2 separate regions of the Homo sapiens genome follow, and region 1 is linked to region 2. The links are chromatin contacts, found by Hi-C or POLR2A ChIA-PET in ENCODE. All regions are on one chromosome and are shown on one strand. Each heading gives the region's core, a stretch centred on a gene start or an enhancer-like site at or near the end of the contact. The rest is flanking DNA. Distances are from core to core; before and after follow the strand shown. Region 1 overlaps ADK (adenosine kinase). Region 2 overlaps ADK (adenosine kinase).

Region 1 (5,920 bases), core at 1,518-4,017, 200 kb before region 2:
ACTCTGTCACTCAGGCTGGAGTGCAAGTGATGTAATCTTGGCTCACTGCAGCCTCTACCTCCCAGGCTCAGGCGATCCTCTCACCTCAGCCTCCTGAGTAGCTAGAACTACAGGTGCACACCACCATGCCTGGCTAATTTTTGTATTTTTTCTAGAGATGGGGTTTTACCACATTGCCTAGGCTGGTCTCGAACTTCTGAGCTCAAGCCATCTGCCGGCCTCAGCCTCCCAAAATGCTGGGATTGCAGGTGTGAGCCACCGCACCTGGCCCTTTCTCACCGTTTTGTCCTGGTTTTAATTTACCACAATAAACTTCCTTGGTGGTTTTTCTTTCTTATTTTATATACAGCCTATTCTTTTGTTCTGATGAAAGTCACATTGAATTAAAACTTGACACCTATTGTAACACCATACCAGGTGCTGTGTTATTTTTTTATCCCTAGTTTTGGAGACCTTTGGAGATAAATCCATGCTATTTTGTAATCCATTTTTGTTAATCTTAAGAAATTGAGTGAAAGTTTCAGTAACACAATTTTTTTAAAATTATAAGATACAGTATTTTAAAATTTTGGTAAATAGCTTTGGATTAAATGAGTTTCTTGTTTAATTTGATGAATTTGACTCAGTTCTGTAACCTTTTTGCTCTTTTTCTTGAAAAGAAAAAGGCTTCCTCACTGGCTATATCTGGGTTCTGCCTACACTCTTCCCTCACTTCCCCTTGGTGTAGGTGGCCTAGACCGTGTTAGTCACCTAATGAAATCTGTGAATCCTCTCTTGAAAAACACAGCAAAGTTTCCTTACAATTTCAGGATGTTTATTGGATTTTCCCCCCCTCCTCTCACACATACCCTGCAATGATAGGGGCCCCTGGACTTCAAGCAGACTAACAAAGCTTAGAAAATAAGATTCATACTCCTTCTTAGTATTCTAGATATATAACAATTTGACTTAGAAGTAACAATAACAATAGTATTAGTGATACTGCTACAATAATTACAACAGTAATAATAATAATAATAATTAAAATTTACTTTCTGCCAACCTTATGCCAGATTCTATGCTGAACCTTTAACCTGTATTACTGGTTATATTGTTAATGATACCTCTAGATAGAGTATATGCAGCATACTTTTATTCTGTACTTTAGGAAATACTATATCTTTAGAATACAGATTTGAGTAAGAGATTATAAGCATTTTGATTCTAAGACTTTTTGGAATACTGAACTTTTAGTTTTCTGATTCCAGTAGTCAGTCTGTCTGTCTCTGTCTCTGTCTCTGTCTCTCTCTCTCTCTCTCTTTCTCGGCCTCTCTGCCATTCATCTTCTTCTGAAAATTAGCTATCCCACGTAAGCCTCATATATCCCCTAATTCCTATTTGTAGTTGTGAGGGAGGAAAAATATTTTCCTTCTAAGTTCTCTGCTGTAAGATTCTTGTAACAAAAGACAGATTAACAAAAGTTAAGTACACTAATTTATATTCTAAGTTTTATGTAACATAGAGGGAAATGAAGACTTGAAGAAACAATTAAACCTGGTGTTTTTACATTAGGTTTTATGAAGAGTGGAAGGGAAAGGCAATAGGACAAAAAGGGGTATGAACTAAGAGTAGTAAACTGAGGGGACCTTAGCAAGACCTGTTTGTTTAGATTCATCTCATGTCCTTACATCTTCTGAGATAAGGATGTTCTTTTTTTCTGCATATAGTAAACATCCTCTCACATGGATGGTCTTATGATTTGCTTCAGAGGAAATCAGAAAGTCCTTCCTGCACCTGCTGTTCTCAAATTCCTTCAGCTTAAAATTTTCAGTATGTCAAGTGCCATATTTTGGGGGTAGTGTGTCCTGATCTCCATCATAGTTAAGTGTCAGCTTGGACACAGTTTCTCATATTTATCTTAGGAAATCTTCTTTGGCCACTCTGCAAAGACTAAGGTGCTACTTGCATGTTCTGCAACAACTCCTATTATATATATATCATCTCTTAAAATAAATAGTAACATATCTTGTATGTAAGCTTTATGTACCCTTAAATTGTAAGTTTTAAGAAGATACAATCCTGGCTTTCCTGTTCACTTATTTGACAATTATTTAATTGCATAGAATGTAGCAGGCACTCTTCTAGATTTGGAAACACACCCTACAACTCTTTTAAAAAAGCCAAGAAAACAGTCTTGAACAGCAAATTACAATTAAGTGGAATTAATTCTATGATAGGAATGATACAGTTTGTTGCGGCAACATAAAATGCAGGCATATAGGCTGGGCACGGTTGCTCACACCTGTAATCCCAGCACTTTGGGAGGCCGAGGTGGATGGATCACTTGAGGTCAGGAGTTCAAGACCAGCCTGGCCAACATGGTGGAACCCCACCTCTATTAAAAATGCAAATATTAGCTGGGCATGGTGGCGTGCACCTGTAATCCCAGCTACTCAGGAGGCTGGGGTAGGAGAATTGCTCGAACCTGGAAGGCAGAGGTTTGCGGTGAGTCAAGATCGCACCACTGCTCTCCAGCCTGGGTGACAGAGCAAGACTCCGTCTCAAAAAAATAAAAAATAAATAACAATGGGTATATAGAACAGAATTTAGGACAACATTGTCTCAGTAAGTGAAACCTGAAACCTAAGTAGGAAGCTAGAAAGAACAAACAGAAACAGAATGAAGTATTCAGTGTACTGGAACATTGCATTCAAGAGTGTTAATGCTTAGGATTAACTTGGAGAGGAAGTTAATGGTTCAATCATAAAGTTGTTTATGTTGAACTTGCTTAAGATACTTGGGTAACGATTGAAGGACATTTTAGGAAGAGCACTCAAAATGCAGTGGATTGGAGAAAAACAGAACTAAAGGCAGGGAGATGATCTAAGAAGCTTTTGCAAATGGTTGCATGGTTGGGAGGATGGAGTGACAGAGAGAATGGGAAATGACATCCAATGGGTAGAGGTTTCTTTTTGAGATAATGAAAATGTGATGGTTGCACAGCTATGTGAATAAACAGGAAACAACTGAATTGTATATTTTAAAGTGGCAAATTGTATGGTTATATGAATATATCTCAATAAATTTTTTTAAAAGAGACTTTTATAGTAGTCTAATTGAGAGTAGATGGTGGCCTGTACTAAAGTGGTGTTAATAGAGGCAGGAGTAAAAGTGTGTCAATTTAATAGGCAAAATAGGGTTGAGTAGGTATTTGGATATTCAGAGCAGTCATTTGAAAACAAGTATAAGCTAAAAATGAGGGGGTCTCAGCATATAGATGATAATTGAAACCATGAGAGTAGATTAGATCATATCCAGAGAAAGTATATACGGTAAGAATTGTAGGTAACCTGGGAATCCAGGCCTGAGAAATGCTAAGGAATGGGGAGAAGGAAAGAAGCCTACAAAAGAGATAGAGAAGACTTCTTTATCCATTATTAATTACAATAATGTCCAACAAATAATAGGTGATCAACAAATATTGGTGGAATGAATTGAATGAATATACACTAAAAATTCTGCATTTTATCACAGTCTCAGGGCACTGTTGTCATCGTCAGCTGTACTCTGTAATAGGCACTGCCTTGAACACTTTGCTTACATTATCCTATTCAATCATCACAATAATTCCACAAGAAACATAGTCTCTGAAATAGTAGCTTGTTTACCATCACATGGCTGGATGAACTTATATATCTGAGTCTAAAGTTTATTTTTTCTACTAGGCCTAATATTCCCCGAATCTGTTCTGAGAATGTTAACAGATATTTACTAACAAAAATAACAATAGAACTATTTCAGGGAAAGAACAGGATTATTAGAAATTGATTTTTATTAATAGGATGCTTGCTGGCAGGGGCAATGGAGCAGTTTTTTAAGGAAAGAAGCATAACATACTAGTTATTCAGTTAGAATAGATTCTTAATATTTATGAAAATCTTGTGTTTTGCCCTGTCTCACTTGGTGGTATTGTAATCATCTGAGAATCTATCCTATAAGTTATGTGATATATGCTATTTTCCTTATCAATCTATTTCAGTTTTGATTTCCTCATCATCCTTTGCAGTCTGCTTGTTGCTGTTTCTCAGTTTTGACATTTAATTTCTTTTAGTTGTGCTTTACAGTTTTTCTGAGATGCCTCATTGAGTTTTCTGTATAAAATTTCATATCTTTGGCTTATCTTGCAACTCTTTTAGTACCTAGGTGTCATTCTTCATCATTCTATTATGAATTGAATTAAAGCATATGGCATTATTTCAGAAGTGACTGCCTCTTGGGCATCATTGTCAGTTATATTGTCCTAAATATTGCATTTAGGTAATAAAAAGGAAATCTTCCTTGAAGGTAAAGTTAATATTAATAGAAATCTTTCCATATGTTGTTAAAGACTCTTGTTATGAAGTTTAATATGCCATTTATTTAGGCCTTATTTAAATTCAGTTGTAAATTTTTTCCTTCTGGCTCCTTACCTTAGTGAACTGTCATCTCTTATCATCATACTCTTTGCTCGAAAACCTTCATGTGTTGCTTTCTACCCTCAGGATGTTGCCTAAATTTCTTGAAGTGGTATTTACTGATCTGGCCTACATCTACCTTTCCCATTAGTCTCTTCCTTCCCACATAGTTGCTTTGTCGGTATACTCCTAATAGTCTTTTATTTCTGTTTTTCATTGTTTTTGTTAATATTATATTCTTGTTTCCCAATCTGTGCACTAAGTCCCCTTGGGGTGCTGTAGCAAACCCACAGAGAGTCTTCAGGGTATTTCAAAATTTCAAGGTAAACACAGTGACGTCTATCAGACACAGCATGAACCACTAGCTCCAGATATTTCAGTTTTTTTTTTTTTGAGATGGAGACTTGCTGTGTCACCCAGGCTGTAGCGCAGTGGCGGGATCTTGGCTCACTGCAGCCTCCACCTCCTGAGTTCAAGCGATTCTCCTGCCTCAGCCTCCTGAGTAGCTGGGATTACAGGCATGTGCCACCACGCCTGGGTAATTATTGCATTTTTAGTAGAGACGGTGTTTCACCATGTTGGTCAGGCTGTTCTTGAACTCCTGACCTCGTGATCCGCCTGCCTCAGCCTTCCAAAGTGCTGGGATTACAGGCGTGAGCCACTGCGCCTGGCCTGGTATTTCAGTTTTAACATTAGATTACTACATTCCTTTTGGTGGCATTATACTGTGCGAAACTGAATCTTTGACGGTTTCTGTGATAAAAAGCAAATCAGTGTGAAACAAATGAGGGTGATGGTTACCAGTCTGATTCCAAGATTTGAGAATTTTGCAGTGCCTAACAGGTAGAAAATCATTAGGAAATAAACACTTTTGGCTGAAACGAATTATTTAATAAATGGAATTTCTTTCATCCTAGGGGCACCATGATAAAATTTCTAACATAGGAAAGGAGGCATGTGCTATATGCTGTATGACTCTTTTTTCTTTCTAGTTTGTAACCATTTTGGAAGATCATACCCATCCTTCAAAGACCAATTGATACTGCTACCTGTCTTTGGAGGCCTTTCCTGATCCCCTCCACTGCAGTTGATCTCTCTCATGGGTATTTTCCAGTAATATGCTGCTTTTTTACTATTGCTGTTTAAGTTAAACTAATTGAAGTATTTATTTGAAGTTACCAATAGTGGCCGTGGTTTTCCTATTCCTCCAGTTAGGTATAATTACTTAAAGTATAACAAGAGCCCTTTCCTTCTTTGTATAAAGGTGATACAAATATAATAATAGAAACCCTATACTGTACTAAACTGCGTAGGTTGTTAGTCAATTTCTTTTTATTTCTTTTTTTTCTTTTTTCTTTTTTTTTGAGAGGAGTTCCACTCTTATTGCCCAGGCTGGAATGCAATGGCGCAATCTCGGCCCACTGCAACCTCCACCTCCTGGGTTCAAGCGATTCTCCTTACCTCAGCCTCCTGAGTAGCTGGGATTA
Region 2 (5,171 bases), core at 1,942-4,441:
CTTTAATACTAAAAACTTGGGTTGTTCTGAAAGAAATTAGTCTAAGTAGCTTGTCTGTCTTACGTTTTGATGAAGCACTTTTTCCTAACTTAATTTGTTCTTTAGTTACCAGATTAAATATGCTTAAAAGTGGGAATGAACAACTCTCCTTGCTAGAATAGACAAGTCAGTTAATCACTTTGTGAAACAGTTAAGTTTCTTGTAAACTGCACTTTATTTTTTTGCCTGTGTTTTGGCTGCTTAATTTTTTTCAGTTATGTTTATTGAGGTATAATTTATATACTGTTTATCTAATTTTTATTATAAACCTATTGGATAGAGGCATGAGTGTCTTTATAGCTGTGCATTGCCCCATAGAGTTTTTGGCACTCAATAAAATGTTAAATAATATTTTTATTCAGCATTCTGTAGACGGGAAGCATATGGTAACAAATGTCAGAGCACAGGTTGAAAATCTCCAAAAAGTTATATGATATATTCTTTGGAAAAGCTAGTAGAGATACTTTTGTGAATGAAATTTCTCTTAAAAGGGGTTCCCAGACTCACATTTTATGCAACAAATTTCTCCAGCCTTCAGTTACTTTATTTACAAATTAAAGTTTTTCCTTATCAGAAATAATGCATAAGTTAAAATAGTATAATACTAACGTGGTATCATAAGAAAGTATATAAATGGTTTGATAGATAACATAAAGTAAAGGTAACTCATAGTTTGAAGGACAGCATGAGAAAATATTTAGAAGCTTTAGCAGTATAAGTCTTTATGTTGTGATATATTGTATGAAAAGAAATACACAGTGGATAGTTCTTTATTGTTAAATTTCAGCATGACTTAGTTATGTCACTGCTACAGCTGTTGCAGACATTCTAGTGGTAGGAGACTTTGACTCAATATTGTTTTTCTCACCTGAGGATTCTAGCACTATTTAATACTCTTATTTTAGTGTCAGAAACAATCATTGCTTCAGAATAACAGAAGACATTGTGAATTAAAACTTCAAATAAATTTCATGCAAAGGATAATATCTCCCGGTTAATCTGTGTTGAAGAAATGGTTGACCATAATCAGGTATACAAAGCCATTTAGATAGCATATATCTAAATTTTCTTTCCAGAATTTGCTTACCCTCTGATTTGCTGACCACACTTGCTTTGAAGTTTTGGTTTTTGTTGTCTTGCTATGTTGCCCAGGCATGTCTCAAATTCCTGGACACAAGCAATCCTCCCACCTCAGCCTCCCAAAATGTTGGGATTACAGGCATGAGCCACTGCACCTGGCCACTTTGAAGTTTTTATTAACATAATTTGAATGTGAAATTACCTGAGTTTTTCTTGTTAACCTCATGTATAAAATGTGGGATAGGGAATCCAGGCACTGCTTACTTAGCTTGGTGCCTCTGGCTCTCATAAGACTTTTAATAAAGGTGTCAACCAGGTTTGTAGTCATCTTGCTGCTCAGCTAGGGGAGGATCTTCTTCCAAGCCCACTCATGTCCGGTCACAGCCCTCAGATCCTCACTGGTTATTGATCATGCACCACTCCATAGTCCTCACAACATTGCAACTTATTTCTCCTAGAGCGAGGGCTCAGAGAGAGAAGGCTTGTGATCAAGAAGATGAACAAAACATACCATCACTTTTGTCATATATTTGTTAAAGCAAGTCACTAGGTCTAGAGCACATTCAAGGGGAGGAGAATGTACAAGGATTTGAATACCAGGTTCAAGGATCATTGAAAACCATTTTGAAGACTGCCTCCTACACATATAATCCACAGATGGGACAGATCATTAAAGTACTCTAGGTGCTCTGACACTCATTTGTTTATCCTGAGATCTTAACAAGAACTTGAATTCAATAGGCAAAATGATTTCAGTTTCACATAAAGTATTTCATTTATTCCTAGCAACAATGCAACGAAATAGGTATGGTTAACCCCAATGTTATTGATGAAGAAATTGATGTACTGAGTGACTGGCTCAAGATTACATAGCAAATAATTTGTAAAACTGGGACCTTAGTGTAGGCCTTTTGATTCTAGACCCTGTACTCTTTCCATTGGCTATAATTGCTTCCTACCAGTACTATGTTGCACTTAAAGCCATTCAAGGAGAATATTATACCTCTAAATTTATATACAATTATATGAATTTTTATTATACAGAGATTTTTATACATATATGTAGAGAAAGACAGACACCCCCCTGTCTTAATCTCTAACCTATACCACTCCGTTTAGGAGTTATAGTATTATTGAGTCAAAGTCTAATATCATTATAAGGCCTGTAACAGCTGTAGCAATGACACACATGTACACAGATGCTAGCAGCCTAAAACTACACTTAGGAGGTAAATGTTTGTTGCATGGAGAGATGAAGAAGCAAAGTAAGAAAACAGACCTGGTCTGGTGGCTCCATTCCCCCTTGGCTTGTCAGTATACAGAAATCATTGTGTTTCTATATAACTAGTAACAAATAATTGGAATTGCAGTGAGTATGGGCAAGTTATGGTTTTAGTTTAATATTGATTATAGATAATTCTACTTTATAAGTAAGAACTTGTGTTATCAGATGAAATATAGAGAAAGTTTTCTCCTCCATAGTTGTCTTTCATATACGCAAACATGCACTTGAGTTTCTTTCCTTTCCTGCATAATCTGAGGATTGTGCTTTTTAATAGTGGCTTGCTGATCCCTTTAAATAGCTCTTAATGTAAGTATTCCATAGTTTTCATTAATCTGATTAACATAGTTTTTCCCTAACCTCCATTCAAAAACTATATTTGGTTGTTGTTTTACCCTGGTTGCTGAAGCAGCAAGCCTACTGCAAAACCTAAGTGGTGTGGTATAGATGAGAGTCTAAGACTTTAATTATATGTCATTTTATTCACAACACTCAATTCCAGGAAGGAAAAAATGGGTCTGTTTTTGTAAAGGACATATTATGTGAGTATCATTCATTGTAAACCAAAAATGATACTGTATTATAGCATAGACAACAATGAGAACTGATTCTGAAAATGTGACCTGACTGAGAAACTGAGTAATAGTGAAAGTTATCAAAATGGAAAAAAAGCGTTAATGTGAAATCCAGCCTTCTCAGAAATACTCTTTCCTGGCCTGTTTAGTTTTGCTTTTGTTGCTTGTCATGCATGAATGAAAGTGCTGTACTCTCAGGGGAGCAGGAAAGCCTCTGTGTCGGTTGTTTATTTCCTTAATCCCTCCTCCTTTGTGATTTTTGATGTCAGATCTAAAATGGAAAGCCTGTAAATATAATGATTATCACACGGATAATCACCTGCATTAGGAACCGCCCTGCTTTTCTATTCTAACCCGAGCTGTTCTCCACATGTCACATCCACTCTGTGGTTGGATTTTAACCTGACTGCTTCATTAGATTTGTGAAACTCAGTACGAGGCGCCCTGGGGCAGCACAGATGGGGACTTGCTTGTTTTCTTTTCTCACTTTTACTGCAAAGGCACACTAAAAAGTCCTTTTCAATTTAGTGCGATCAGTTCACTTGGAATTATCTCTGATATTTGGAACCTGTCTTGCTCTTCTGCCCACCAACTATGCCTATTCTTTCTTCCTTACTTTCTGACCTAATGTCTTTTCTTTCTGCCTCTGCATGTCATGAATCTGACAACTAAAATTCTGCTTACAATTCTTACTGGGTCAAACTGTTCCCCCGTGTTGTTTTGTTTGTTTTGCTGACAGGGAAAAATAAATGTTGTTCCATCATTGTACCTACAAACACCTTCAGATCAGAGGTTAGCTGTGGGAAAGTCTGCAGTGATATGAGCCAGCTGCCTTCTCTAATGGAGTGACTTGGGGCACCAGTCCAAGATCAGAGGAAGGTGGGAGGAAGTCAGAAGATAAGATCATTTTAAGCCACAGAACAACAAGCTTAGCTTTTCTAGTGATAGGGCACAGCTCAGCAAACCTGTGTGAGGGGGCACTAAGACAAAAAATTGAGTTGACTTTTTTTAAGTACATCTTTCCTCAGTCAGAAATATGTTGATGCTTGAAATAGTTTACAGACATGGAAGTGTCCTAGGGCCTGGTTTCCTTAAAAGATAATGATTTGACATTTATATATGTGTCTTCTTGCAGTTAGTCAGCTCCATACCATAACAGATCACAGTTAATTTTTAAAAATAATTTTTTTGGGCTGGGCATAGTAACTCATACCTGTAATCCCAGAACTTTGGAAGGCCAAGGCAGGTGGATCACCTGAGGTCAGGAGTTCGAGACCAGCCTGATCAATATGGTGAAACCCCCATCTCTGCTAAAAATACAAAATTAGCTGGGCATGGTGGCACACACCTGTAGTTCCAGCTACTCGGGAGGCTGAGGCAGGAGAATACCTTTAACCCAGGAGGCGGAGGTTGCAATGAGCTGAGATCGCACCACTGCACTCCAGCCAGGGCTACAAGAGCAAAGCTCTGTCTCAAAAAAAAAAAAAAATATATATGTATATATATACACACACACATATTTATATACACATATATATACATATACACACACATAAATTTTTTACAGTTAATTTCTTATATTTGAGCAAAACTGGACATTAAAAAAATTTTACTGTATGTGAATTTTGAGCATTTATGGCTTAGTGCAATTTTAGTCCTACACATTCTTCCTTTGAACTTTGTCTTACAGTCCCCTGGGGTTCTCTCATGTCTCTGATGAAGTTCCATATAAATAAGTGGTTCTAGTATAGCTTTTTTGTTGTCTTTTTCATATAAGAATTTGCTTGGTTCAGAGTGACAGCTTGGGAAGCACTACATCAATAGCTTTTGAACCTTTTCCTATTCCTTGATATCACCGCCAGCAAATGTTACTGACTATGTGATGTACAAAGTTCTAACCTTGCTTGCACAAATTGACCAGTTGTCAAGATCAATATTTATTTGCTTATTTTTGTCTACATGAACTAAGGGTAACTTGGTCAGGCTTATGTTTCTCTAGTAAATAGCGTAAGGAGTTGTACTTTCAACTTAACACTTCCTGTTGACTTCAGTGTTTAGCTGTAATCATACATTTTGACCTTTCTAAATCCTCAAAATGGTTCTCTAACCTATATGTTATTAGTACATTGGACCATAGGTGCATACATGTATTTTTTTCCCAATGTTTTCCCAAATTTCTGCTGAAGACACTGACT

Evidence for each region. Hi-C counts contacts between places; a loop is a spot of excess contacts on that map. ChIA-PET counts read pairs that join two places held with the same protein, here RNA polymerase II (POLR2A). Pooled maps may share reads with other maps.
Region 1: a pooled map shows a loop between it and region 2 (3-fold over the local background). The contact joins two enhancer-like sites. A Hi-C loop is called at or near these places in 5 of 50 pooled maps. POLR2A ChIA-PET finds 5 or more read pairs at or near these places in 2 of 52 experiments (Panc1 and activated naive CD4-positive, alpha-beta T cell).

Annotation. Positions count from the first base shown.
Region 1 is chr10:74,382,129-74,388,048 of GRCh38, forward strand. The region is part of intron 4 of ADK (adenosine kinase); the gene reads left to right. Among named protein-coding and RNA genes, the nearest start is that of ADK-AS1, 140 kb to the right of the region's middle. RefSeq lists an enhancer at 2,481-2,560. Within about 2 kb of position 2,768, at least 2 of the 41 ENCODE cell types and tissues checked have a DNase peak (open chromatin) inside an H3K27ac peak, as active enhancers do.
Region 2 is chr10:74,582,405-74,587,575 of GRCh38, forward strand. All of the region lies in intron 7 of ADK (adenosine kinase), which reads left to right. Among named protein-coding and RNA genes, the nearest start is that of ADK-AS1, 56 kb to the left of the region's middle. RefSeq lists an enhancer at 3,120-3,289. Within about 2 kb of position 3,192, at least 13 of the 41 ENCODE cell types and tissues checked have a DNase peak (open chromatin) inside an H3K27ac peak, as active enhancers do.